Linked DNA regions of Homo sapiens: region 2 is linked to region 1. Evidence: chromatin contacts called from ENCODE Hi-C data. All regions are on one chromosome and are shown on one strand. The core of a region is the stretch at or near the end of the contact, and the rest is flanking DNA. Distances in the headings are between cores, read along the strand shown.

Evidence for each region. A loop is a pair of places that touch in the nucleus more often than their neighbours do. Pooled maps may share reads with other maps.
Region 2: a map of CD4-positive, alpha-beta T cell shows a loop between it and region 1 (10-fold over the local background). The contact joins the promoter of CERT1 here to the promoter of PTCD2 in region 1. A Hi-C loop is called at or near these places in 2 of 168 maps with a recorded cell type or tissue (CD4-positive, alpha-beta T cell and naive thymus-derived CD4-positive, alpha-beta T cell) and 6 of 50 pooled maps.

What each region holds. Positions count from the first base shown.
Region 1 is chr5:72,319,123-72,322,067 of GRCh38, reverse strand. It overlaps PTCD2 (pentatricopeptide repeat domain 2), which reads right to left and starts at 1,695. Exons shown (of 10, transcript NM_024754.5): 1 at 1,559-1,695. The coding sequence starts at 1,685. MRPS27 (mitochondrial ribosomal protein S27) reads left to right here and starts at 1,828. Exons shown (of 11, transcript NM_015084.3): 1 at 1,828-1,919. The coding sequence starts at 1,847. RefSeq lists enhancers at 1,497-1,706, 1,767-2,096, 1,695-2,235, 2,236-2,777.
Region 2 is chr5:75,510,173-75,513,258 of GRCh38, reverse strand. It overlaps CERT1 (ceramide transporter 1), which reads left to right and starts at 1,630. Exons shown (of 17, transcript NM_001379029.1): 1 at 1,630-2,147. The coding sequence starts at 2,052. POLK (DNA polymerase kappa) reads right to left here and starts at 1,368. Exons shown (of 15, transcript NM_016218.6): 1 at 1,345-1,368. RefSeq lists enhancers at 1,074-1,453, 2,204-2,273.

The DNA.
Region 1 (2,945 bases), core at 446-2,945:
CCATTAGACAGGTACAAATATAACTGTACAAACTGTACAAATATAAATCCTGGGAAAAACAATTTCTGAACTACCAGAGAATGCAAATCCTCAGCAAAACAGGTTTTATTTGTGTGTGTGAAAGAAGCTAGTGATTAACCGTAGCTAGTGATAAACCTGTGTGGGGACTGGTTGACAGGAAGTTGGGATTTGAAGTACAAATGGGCATTTGCCATCGGTTAAGGGTATCAAGGGCATTTAAAAAAAAAACTAATAACATTTAAATGCAAAACAGGCATATTTAGTTTTGGTTTATCCAGGGAGAAGCACAGTGTAGTGGAAAAAGCTGCAGCATGACCACTGGAACTCCCAGTTTTGTCCTCTGTGAAATGAGGGGGTTAAGGCCTCTCAGATGTGGACTCAAAATACATTTGAGATACATGGAAATCATTGATCACAGCTTAGTAGATTTGGGAAACATCATCCTTTCTTTAGGATCCTTGGCTGTGCATGAGATAAAACGGACCAAGCGTGGCCGAAGAATCACGCACTAACAGAGTTCTGTGAGCTGCAGTAACAAGGTAACAATAAAAGTTGCTATTTATTTACAGAAAGGCAGTCCAGTGAAGTGGTTAGGAGCAGGTTTCTATTGTTGGGTGTGTTCAAATCCCACCTCTAACAGTTCCCTCTGACTTTGGGCAAATTACTTAACCTTGTTCCTCCTCTGTAAATGGAGAAAAGAATGGTACTTCTCTTGCTGGGTGTTGTCTAGAGAAAAGGAATTAATGTATGTAAACTACATTAAAGTAATGCCTGACAAACATTTTTACTATCACTCACTAGCATCTTCAGATTTAACTCTCTTCATAGAGATGTTAGAGGATAGTTTTGAAAAATGAAGAAACGTGCCGTTAAGTCTTTTAGATTGTTAGCAGAACTGAGACTCCATAAGACCTCTGCTTCCAAACTCTGCAGAAAAGAAAAAGGCCGGGCGCGGTGGCTCACTCCTATAATCCCAGCACTTTGGGAGGCCGAGGCGGGTGGACCACGAGGTCAGGAGTTCGAAACCAGCCTGGCCAACATAGTGAAACCCGTCTCTACTAAAAATACAAAAAATTACCCGGGCGTGGTGGCGCACGCCTGTAGTCCCAACTACTCGGAAAGCTGAGGCAGGAGAATCGCTTGAACCCGGGAGGCGGAGGCTGCAGTGAGCCGAGATCGCGCCACCGCACTCCAGCTTGGGCGACAGAGCAAGACTTCGTCTCAAAAATAAATAAATAAATAAATAAAAGTCACCCAAGGCGGGAGGGATGTTCCTGAAGACGAACGTCGCCCCATCTGAGGGAGCACTACAGCCCCAAGGTCAATACCCCAGCAGTCCTTCGATTTGCAGGCACTGGGGGTATCCACGACCCCCAGTGGTCACCACTGCACCCACGTGCAACTAGAGGGCGAGGGTGCGCTCCAGGCCAGTGAGTGACTTAGGAGCTGTGGCTGCTCCACAGAGATGCTAGCTGGGATCTAACACTCCCTTCTCTCCCATCCCTCCCCTCCTTCCCTAGGCTAAAGCCGCGGATACCTCCGAGAGGGCAGCGGCAGCTGACAGAGCCGGAGCCTCCCACCCCAGGATACACCAAAATCTGCAGCGCCTGCAGGAGAACTCGATTCGAGGGCCGAAATGCAGCAGCCATACTGTCTCGGACCATACCAACTACTGGAACCGGGGCGAGGAGGCGGAGCGTCGGTCCTGTCGTCGAGAGCGACAAAAGGGATTCGTCCAATTCTGGGCGCCCCGAGAGGTCGAGCTGTAACCCCGCCCCTTCCTCTGTCCGTAACCCGTTGGCTGTTCCTTTTGGTACGCTCCAAGATGGCTGCCTCCATAGTGCGGCGCGGGATGCTCCTGGCGCGGCAAGTGGTTCTTCCTCAGCTCTCTCCTGCAGGTTGGCCGGACAGCTTCATTAGGCCCCTGATTATTCTGTTTTTTGGGTGAAGGGAGCGGTGGGCTTTCAAGAGGAGAGGAAACGTTTCTGGAATCTGATTGCTAGGGACGCCATTTGGGGTGTTTGGTAGTGCAGAAGAAGGAGACAAGGTATCTGATCCATTTCCTTCCCTAAAATAACAGTATGTTCCTGTCCAAAGGTACGAAGAGCAGTGGAAGGTTATATAGCATGAGGGAATTTGCGTATGATTCGCCAGATTTATGTGTTGGGGTGGTCGTGCTTTTGCTGACCACGAAAAACCCAAATGTGCGCCGGGCGCGGTGGCCCACGCCTGTGGTCCCAGCACTTTGGGAACGCGAGGCGGGCGGATCGCCAGGAGTTCGAGACCAGCCTGGCCAACAGGGCGAAACCCCATCTCTACTAAAAAATACAAAGAAATTATCTGGGCCTGGTGGCGCGCGCCTGTAATCCCAGCTACTCGGGGGGCTGAGGCAGGATAATCGCTTGAACTCGGGAGGCGGAGGTTGCAGTGAGCAGAGATCGCGCCACTACACTCCAGCCTGGGCAACAGAGCGAGACCCTGTCTCAAAAAAAAAAAAAAAAAAAAAAAAGGAAAAACCTAAATGTGTCCATTCCTGGGGCTGGGACATTTTTCTCCCATCTGAGGTTTCTTTAGAGGGACGTCAGATAAACATTTTTCCCACCACCACACATTTAGCTGGACCCCTGGTCTTCGTGGAAGAATTTTTCAGTATTAATCTCATTTTATCTGATGACCTAGAGCACAACTTTTGATTGACCTTTCTTTGCTATAGTTTTCCACGTGTAGATAATAAATGCTATTAGTTACTTGTAAAATACTTTGATATCTGAACTAAATGGCAGCCCACTCAAAGCCTGCATAGTGGATCTGATAATGAAAACATTGGAAAAAAGTTTTAAAGTATTTATAGAAGCCAAATTTGCAGTGATTCTAACCACATAATCCAGACAGACATATTTGATAAAAATGCAATAATCACACTC
Region 2 (3,086 bases), core at 381-2,880, 3.2 Mb before region 1:
TTAGTAAAAGAACTCATCAATATAAATGGAGTGTGGATGGTCAGAAAAAGAAGAAAGTAAAAGAAAGCAAGATAAATATTGGCAATGCCTACTTAAATATCCATTGCCACGATAGGGATAACCTAGCTTCATGCTACCAACCATTCAGAATCGTAATTAATCCCCCATGCAGGAAGAAAAAAATATGATACTGGGATATGGGAGAAGGTCATCAAGCCTAGATTTGAAACCAGGATATAAAGAGCTGGAGTTACAGGCACCTACCACCATGCTCGGCTAATCTTTGTATTTTTAGTAGAGACGGGGTTTTACCTTGTTGCCCAGGCTGGTCTCAAACTCCCGGCCTCAGGTGATCCACCCACCTCGGCCTCCCGAAGTGCTGGGATTACAGGCGTGAGCCACCACACTCGGCCAGCGTTTTCCCTTAGACTCGAAATTTCGCTCCTATCGTCCCATCCTTGTAGTAAGAAAGTACTCTTTCTAAGGTTTAATAACAAATTTTACTCTTGGCAATTACAAGGAAATCGACTATATTAAAATAGCTAACGAGAGGAAATTACTGAAGCTACAAAGTCAAAGTCTCATAATCAAAGTTATCCTTGACAACTGACAAGAGTTGTTAGATCTTCTATTGGTCTTTCTGCTAATTCAACCCTAGTCTTAAAACAAAAATAGCCTCCTATTGCCTAATCCCTTGTACACACAAAACCACTGCACTTCGGTATTTCTAATACGAGAAAGTTTCTATATATCCAACCTTTCCTATCTTTGAGGGGCAGGCATGGTTAACGTGGTTCTCAGTAAGATATTCATTTACAACCAAGAGAAAATCCCAGGCTATCATCTCACATTCTTGTTTTACTTTAAAAACCTTTCTAACGTCATTTATTCTCTGACAACCTCAAAATTACTTTCTACAAAGCAAACTCTAGAAATCTAAAAATGCGAAGTGCGTGCTTGTGAGAAGGTACTAAGGAAATTCTTCCTTTAAACGTCAAATGTGAATTCTAACTTCTAATGAGTAAGACCCTCGAGATTTACAGCGGTGGTCTGGTGGAAAGAAAACCCTTGGCACTAGTAGCTCACAAAACCCCAGCCCATGGTTGAGGCGGAAGCGGCCAGATGCTCCCGGGCTTTCGACAAGCCGCCCTGGAAAGCAGGCCCGTCATCTTCAGCGGAAAGCTCTCTCACGTCTGGGCCCGCAAGCCCGGAGGGTTCGTCATAAACACACAAGGCAAGGATAGAAGCGAGGCCGAGGGGCTGGTCACGCAACTGTCAAACGAAGCCCACCCACCGACTGACAAGGCCCCAAGGGGACAAGCGATCCCCGCGCGGGATACTCACCCGTTACCTCAGGATCGCGACTACAACTCCCAGGAGGCTGCGCGAGCGACGGACCAACGCCCTTCCCAGAATGCAGCACAGCTGCATCCCTACCCCGCCCTCTCCTTTCTCCGCTCCTCCTGCTTTTCTACCCGTCGTCACCCGGGAGAGCCGGAGGTAGGGTTCGGGAGGAGGATCCCGAAGGCTCGGCGTGTCGCGTCAGACGCCGGGAGGGGGACGGGGCGGGGAGTAGTGGGGGAGAATGGGAGGACGAAGGGGAGGGGAAAGGACAGGGGAGGGGAGGGTAAATAGTGGGCCAGGCAGGAAGATGGCGGCGGTAGCGGAGGTGTGAGTGGACGCGGGACTCAGCGGCCGGATTTTCTCTTCCCTTCTTTTCCCTTTTCCTTCCCTATTTGAAATTGGCATCGAGGGGGCTAAGTTCGGGTGGCAGCGCCGGGCGCAACGCAGGGGTCACGGCGACGGCGGCGGCGGCTGACGGCTGGAAGGGTAGGCTTCCTTCACCGCTCGTCCTCCTTCCTCGCTCCGCTCGGTGTCAGGCGCGGCGGCGGCGCGGCGGGCGGACTTCGTCCCTCCTCCTGCTCCCCCCCACACCGGAGCGGGCACTCTTCGCTTCGCCATCCCCCGACCCTTCACCCCGAGGACTGGGCGCCTCCTCCGGCGCAGCTGAGGGAGCGGGGGCCGGTCTCCTGCTCGGTTGTCGAGCCTCCATGTCGGATAATCAGAGCTGGAACTCGTCGGGCTCGGAGGAGGATCCAGAGACGGAGTCTGGGCCGCCTGTGGAGCGCTGCGGGGTCCTCAGTAAGGTGAGCAACCCCTGGTGCCAAGGGACCCCTGGCCAGACTCACCTGCAGCGAGGCAATCCGCTGAGGCGGTGGGGTGGGGCTGGCGGGAGGCGCGGAACGTGCCGGGGTGCGAGGCTGAGTGTTGCTGCAGCGACTAGGGATGAGGCGGGGATATAGGGGCACTGTCCTTGTTGCCCGGGGGCTCGTCGGGGGCAGCCGAGGACCAGGGAAAGGGTGTATAAACCTGAGATCCAGTTTGGGAGGCCAGATGCGCGCCGTGACTTGGGACTTAGGGCGGCAGCTGTCCCGGGTGTAAGGAATCCGGGTTGGGCTTCAGCGGTGTCCGAACGACTGGGCATGGGAGCGGTTCAAGTCGGACCTCTTAAAAGAGGTTGGTCTCTCTGAGGATGCCAAGCCGAGTAGGTTGGGGGGCACTGCGGACGCAACTCTTTCGACAGAAGCTGGAGCGACTCAGCTTGGTGTTGAAATTTGAGGTGTTGAATTCTGCTAGGTTAGATGTAGTGAGACAGATGAATGTGGAGGACTTTCTCCCTCACCCTGTACCTTAGTTCAGAATAGAGATATTGAATCGGCACATGATGGGTACAGGAAATATTCATAGTAACTTGGAACATGTGAGAATGGAGACTGATCTTTAGTCCAGGAAGAGCATTACTTAATAATAAAATATTTTTGCGGTAAGGGGTCGAGGGTAAGGAAAAGATGTTTTATCTTTTATATATTTTTTAAAATCCCTGTATCAAAATTTTAGCAAAGCAGTCATTATAGGACTGCAGGTGGATGATCTCTTGATATTACATAGTTGTGGGGATTTTTTTTTTAAGTTTTTGCTGTAAGAAGATTCACGTAGCCTTTTTGACTTCTCTCTCCCTTCCTGTTAAACTTTTTTAGACATGGCTGGAGCTAGCAGTTAACTTGGAGAGGGGGAGCTGGGCCAGT